Linked DNA regions of Homo sapiens: region 1 is linked to region 2. Evidence: chromatin loops called from intact Hi-C (ENCODE). Cell type or tissue: mesothelial cell of epicardium. All regions are shown on one strand. Links, peaks and the distances in the headings refer to the core of each region. The heading gives the core; the rest is flanking DNA. Region 1 has its middle 63 kb from the start of LINC02703. Region 2 has its middle 5.1 kb from the start of LINC02151.

Evidence for each region. A loop is a pair of places that touch in the nucleus more often than their neighbours do. Peaks named below come from ENCODE experiments on the same cell type or tissue, not always from the same donor. Only the 100,000 strongest peaks of a DNase experiment are listed, where the experiment ranks them.
Region 1: it touches region 2 in a loop (33-fold over the local background); 1 of 110 quality-filtered maps calls a loop at or near these places.

The regions. Positions count from the first base shown.
Region 1 is chr11:115,980,980-115,983,880 of GRCh38, forward strand. No RefSeq gene overlaps it. Among named protein-coding and RNA genes, the nearest start is that of LINC02703, 63 kb to the left of the region's middle. RefSeq lists an enhancer at 1-15. In mesothelial cell of epicardium, for the core only: no CTCF peak of the experiment used is centred there; no DNase peak of the experiment used is centred there.
Region 2 is chr11:116,504,335-116,507,235 of GRCh38, forward strand. No RefSeq gene overlaps it. Among named protein-coding and RNA genes, the nearest start is that of LINC02151, 5.1 kb to the left of the region's middle. RefSeq lists enhancers at 658-1,207, 2,298-2,798. In mesothelial cell of epicardium, for the core only: no CTCF peak of the experiment used is centred there; DNase peaks (open chromatin) are centred at 683, 1,160 and 1,527.

The DNA.
Region 1 (2,901 bases), core at 197-2,696, 520 kb before region 2:
TTGGGAAGTCAACAGAAACAAACATGGAGTGGGCATTGCAGAGCACGTGAGTGGATGAGAGATTTTTATGAGTGAAATTTGCTCACAAGCTTCTTTAATAATGTTATTCATCTTTCTGTCAAAGTCATCACATTAATGTAGCTGGAGAGATTTAGAGGAGATGAATTAAGACTTAAATACACAAAATGACTTGGGGAATATTTAAATACAATACATTTGATTCTGGTGCAGCATCCTTCCTCACGGGTGTTGCTCATGACTCTTTCCAGGCCCACACAGCCTGGGAATCAACAACTCCCCCTCTCCTGCCGCCTCCCTCCAATGCTTCATTCATCCAACGCTTCCTGCACCTACCATGTGTGAACTCATTGTCTCCACAGAGCACATATACAATAGCCTGGGTGCCTGTTCTGGCTTAGACAGGCCACTTTTCCTTTGGGTACCTCAGTTTCTTTATTTGGAAAATGGGTGGGGTTGGCTCTGAATTTCAAAGGATGCAGAGATTCCTTAGAGACAGTTGCAGGGAAACAAAGGGAGCCCAGATGCAGAGTCATGGACCCTCTCCCATCCCTTCATCACAGTTCATTGCTATCTACCTGTACGTACTGGAAGTTGTGTATTATTTTATTTAAAATAAAAACGCTTTGGCTTTAAAAAAGAAACTATTTCTTCCTTTCTTCCTTCCTTGAGTATTTAGTGAGTCCCTTCCCTGGACTAAACATTGTGTTAAGCATTCAGGATAGTCACTAAGCAAGTCTGACAGGGCTCCTGTCCTCCTGGTCGGGCAGTCCAACTCACATTCCCTGGTGGTACAACTTAGAATAAAGAGCGTGCTGTTACAATTAAGCAGAGAAAGCTTCCTGAAAGAGGTGGGCTGCAGAACTCCTGCCTCTCCATTTGCTGTGCATGCTAGACTTCTGGGCAGACAAAGCTCCTTTCTTCCCAGGGGAGTGGGAGACTCAGCTCTGGCTGCAGAGAGGGTGAAGTGAGGACATCAGACTAGAAGCCAAAATTAGAGGCAAGAAGAACAGCCCAGACATTGAGCACCCACTCAATGCATCTCCCCACTGTCTGACTGGGCCCAAGCCAAGAGCCAGAGACCTGGGGACGTTGCAATCCTATTCCCTTCTCCCATCCACCACACTCGCCCCCAGCCCACACCACAACTCTCACCATCCTCACTTTGCTCTCCCACCTCTCCCCTTCCTCTGCTTGGAGTGGCTGGAGAAGGGGAAAGGGACATCTTCTTGGATTGGAGCCCTTCCCACCCTACTGGCCTTCTCTGACCTCTCCTGGAGCTGCTACACAACAGCAGGGGCAAGGCCTCTTCCCCTGCTGTCCTCCAAACCTCCCACAGATCATTGCTTTCAAGGCAGGGCCAGAGGCACCCCTCAACCTGACCCAGATGGGTTGCTCAGACAGGCTCCAGATTATGTCATAGGGGGCACAAAAAAGTAGTAGACTGGCGAGAGCCCAAGAAAGCTCTGATGAGTTGTTTTTGCTCTTCCTTCTAAATCCAGGTTTCTCAACGATGCTTTCTGTGTGAGTTTTAGGTTCAAGAAAAAATAAATATACTCAGGCTGCTGAGATTGTTGCAAGAACACAGGAATGCAGCCTGATGAAAAGACAGGCCTGGGAGCCGCTCAGGGGCCAACCAGCTTTTGAGACAAGGTCAGCAGATCATGCCCCCAGCAGCAGGCCTTGCCCCTGACCTAGAATCCCTCCACAGAAGAGCCTGGCAACTCTCAGCGTTTGCTTCTCTGGCTTCTACCATCACCAAGGAGCTCAGCAGCCAAATCTCTGTACCTCTTACATTCAGACTTCTGAGGGAGAGTACAACAGATGTGGCTAGTCACCATCTGGGACTGGCCACCACTCACTGGGAAGGTTTAAAAGCCTGACCACCACACAGACCACTGGCAGGCTGGAAATTGGCTACCCTGGGGTCTGAGGCCTCCTCCTGGTTCCGTAGCTATCGTGAGAGGATAGGTTAGGCCTGGCGTGGGTTTGGCACAGAGACCCATGCATAAGAAACCCTCAGAAGAGAGCTTGAGGCTTGGGGTATGGCAGAGCTGGGGTTCCCCAGGGGGAGCAGGCCCGAGGGGACAGTATAACAGGCAGCTACCTGTTTACTCCCCAGGATTCCAGGGAAACAAGAGGGTGGAAAGGAAAGGGATTAGGATTCAGAGCCTGAGGCTTTCAGAGTGTGAGACACTCACAAACCAGGTCTATGTGTGATTCTCTGCTTGATCTCAAAGCAGCTTACACAAAGAAAGAATCATAACTCTTCAAGAGTGTGCCTCATTTCTGTTGGCCATGTTAGTCTGCAGTGGTGAGCCAGAATGCAGATGTCAGGGTAACAAAGCTTAGAAGGAGATGTACTCAGAACCTAGCACAAGGGGACAGGGTGGGCCCCCAGTCCAGAAAAACCAAGGAGAGGGGCTAGCACACAGTCAGTAGGACCCATGCATTTCTTTAGGACCTCAGCACCGCTCTAGGGGAACATTCCAGGCTGTGTGCTTCAATTCAGAAAGTTCCCAGGAAGAGCAAGATGTTCCACCCCTTTTTCTCTCATTTGCACTGAGTGGGGAGATCTGGCTGTTCCAAAGTCCATTCCCAAACCCTTCCCTTTGCAGGACCTGAGGCCAGACTCCAGGGAACATGCTGACCCTTCTCAGATAGATGTTACTTGCATCCCATGGCTGTGTGTTGGCTGTGTGTTAGTGATGAACTTGAGCGTGTGCTGGGTCATCCACACTCTCTTGCTGGGACCCCTTTGTCCTAAAGGAGATGGGTTTGTAATTCAGCTGGCTGGGGAGAAAATAATGGATCCCACAAAACCTTCCCAAGAGCTGAAATTGTATGAGAGTCATATACAGGTAAACCGAGAACTACTGCTTT
Region 2 (2,901 bases), core at 103-2,602:
GGTCCCAAAGTGGCCAGATGTCAGGTGCCCCATTGTTGCTGAATCCGACGCTCAGCATCAGGGAGAGGAAGGAGATCTCAAGTGGCACCAGGCTGTGGGTGTCCACCCTAGGACAGAGAAGGGCGTGGGCAGAGCAGGCAGGAGGCCACTGTCCACAATACTCCTCTGAAACCCAGATCTCAGCGGGGAGAAAAAGGAAGGAGCTGTTTAACAATTAAACCTATCTTGTTCAGAAAGAAGTGAAGGGAAATATTGCTGGGGATGGAAAGCATGAAAGGAAGACGCAAAGGAGGAATGAATAGTATTTGCAGCCGATGAAAGGAGTAGGGGCAGAAGTGCGGGTCGTGGGTGGCCAGGGGGAGGAGCCTCCCGCCACCTCCAGTTTCCACCAGCCAATGTCCTCACAACACTCTACTACCCTGGGCGCTGTGTGTCTGCAGATGAATTAGACACAGGCTCTGCTCTGCGGACACCGCCACCCACTCTAGGAGGGGCAGCACTACCCTCGTTTCTTAGACGCCCCCCCTTCTTTCTAAAGTCAAACCTACAAGAGCAAGGGCTGAAAATTTGCTTCTAGCTGAGCCCATGAAATGGCCTCGCCCCAGTTCCTGTCCCATTCCCAGCAGATGGTCAGAGGCTTCCACAGCCACAAGAAGACCCTGCTACCCGGCCCCCAGCAGCTTGGCGGGCCCACAGCTTGACTCCACCCCCTTCCTGGAATACAGGGTGGCATCAGCTGCCCAGCCAGGACTGGGGAGCCTCTTGAAGGGGACCTGCAGGGTTCCTGTCTAGTTTTGAGCCAGCCTCAAAAGTGACAGATGAGCTCATTAACCTCAGGAGCCACCAGCCCGGTCCTGCCTGTTCTCCCCCAGCCCCTGCTCCTCCCAACCTATCTTTCTGGCCCAGGCCCCCGTATCTTCTTTGCAGCCTCAAATAGCTGTGTTTCTGAAATGTAAAGTGCAGTTTCTCTTCTAATTACAAAAATAACAGCTGACAAACACACGCCAGCGGCCCCCTCTTTTCCTCCTAAGCTAACAGCCCCATTAGGGCAGATCCTGTTATCTTCCATGCCCTCTCCATATATTTTATGGAACCTCAAAAGTACTCTGTGTCTTGCTCTCTCTCGCTCTCCCTCCCTCTCTCTCTCTCCCTTTCAAGGCGATAGCTTTGTGAAAGCTGAGGAGGAAAATAAAGCCTTTTACTAAAATGTCACTCTGGGAAAAGGTGGGGAAGTTTTCTAATAGGCCATCGAAGGCTTGCTTTTTTTTTTTTAAAGTGTGATAAATTTGGCCTGTCTTAAAAAGACAGCTCAGTGTTGCTTATCAACTGTGATTTGACCAGATAGCCGTTTCAAAAAACAGACACTGGTCTTTTTATAATAAATGAAAGCAATAAAGCCAAGAGCTGGGCCAGAACTATAATTAAGAATCAGAAGCTAAAAACAGTGGTGTGTCCATGGAGGGCAGAGTCCTGTCTTTGGGTAGGAGGGAGTGGGCAAGACCGGCCGGAAGTCCTGGGATCATGACAAGGGGGTGCTGGGGGCAACACCCCATAGGATGAGGAAGGCGGCTGCTCTTGCTCCAGGTCAGGGAGATGTGCCCTGTGGTACCACTGTCCCCTTCTCTCCTCCTCTCACTTTGGGAGCCTTCCTTCCCTGGACAGATGGGCCTATGGGTGGAGAGGAGGGGCGAGGAGAGGCTCTTCCCCACCCCCAAAGCCAAATCAGATGCCTATTTGAAATTCAGCCAGAAATCCCCCTCCTTGCTCTGTCTGTGCACAATAAACATCACAGACTCGGCTACTCCTAAAGAGCTGTCTGTTTAACACAATCTCCATCTCAAGCGGCTGTTTTGCATTTCCTTTTGGCTTTATTAAAACTGATTTTCTATTTGCACTATAAAAACTGATCTGATTAAATTTCCATTTTTCCCCAAAGAAAAGACTCTCCTCTCTCTCCCTCTTTCTCTCTCTCTCTCCTCTTTCTCTCTCCCCTCTGTTTCTCCTCGCCTTCCTCTCTTTCCTCCCTCCCACTCTCCCTTGCCATTCCTTTTTCTCTTTCCCCAAACAAATAATTCTTGATTATTCTCCCTCCTCATCTTTCTCTTCTTCCCCCACAGGGTCCCTGGCAGTTTCCATGGGGATGGCCATGGATGATGCTCCTAGGGAGGGAACAGAAGGGAGCTCCCACCCAGGGAAGCTGGAGCGGGGTAGCGGGAGGCCAGTGGGGCATCCTCTGTCCCAGATATCCCCATGGGCACCTCACAGTCAGGGAGAGGGTGGGGGTGGATGGCATCTGGTGCTGCCCTCAAGCTCCACGTGCTATGGTTTTAACAAAGTGAAGGCTGTGGGTTCAAACCTCCCATGGGCCACACAATGCCCTCCTTGTGTTCAGGGCCCCACCCTGGCTGAGTTGTGTGTTGACTAAGCGCACAGGGGATGGTCCAGGAGGCAAAAGAAGACTTGCAAACCCACCATCGCCTATGAGTGAGAGGCCACACCGCTTAGCTTTGCATTTTTGCTTTTCTCTCTTTCTGGACAAAAGAGGACCTCCTGTCTTTGTCATCTCTGTGTAATGACAATGACTGCCATCACTCATCAAATACCCACTATGAGGTGTGCACCAGGTCAGGGCAAAACACACACCATCTCTATGATTCTTACTCCCACTCCTGGGGAGACCATCTCAGAGAAGTTAGCGAATTGGTTCATGGGAAGAGGCAAGCCCAGGAGTACCAGCTCCAGAGCCTGGGTTTTAACCACTGCACCACCCTGCCTCGTGGAAAGAGGGGACCCTTGTGCAGGACAAAGTCAGAGTGCCCAGAGGCTCTATAGAGAAGAGCTCAGGAAGGCATCTCAGGTGAGAAGACTGGCTGATGAAGCAGTTCCACTCTGTCCTTCCAA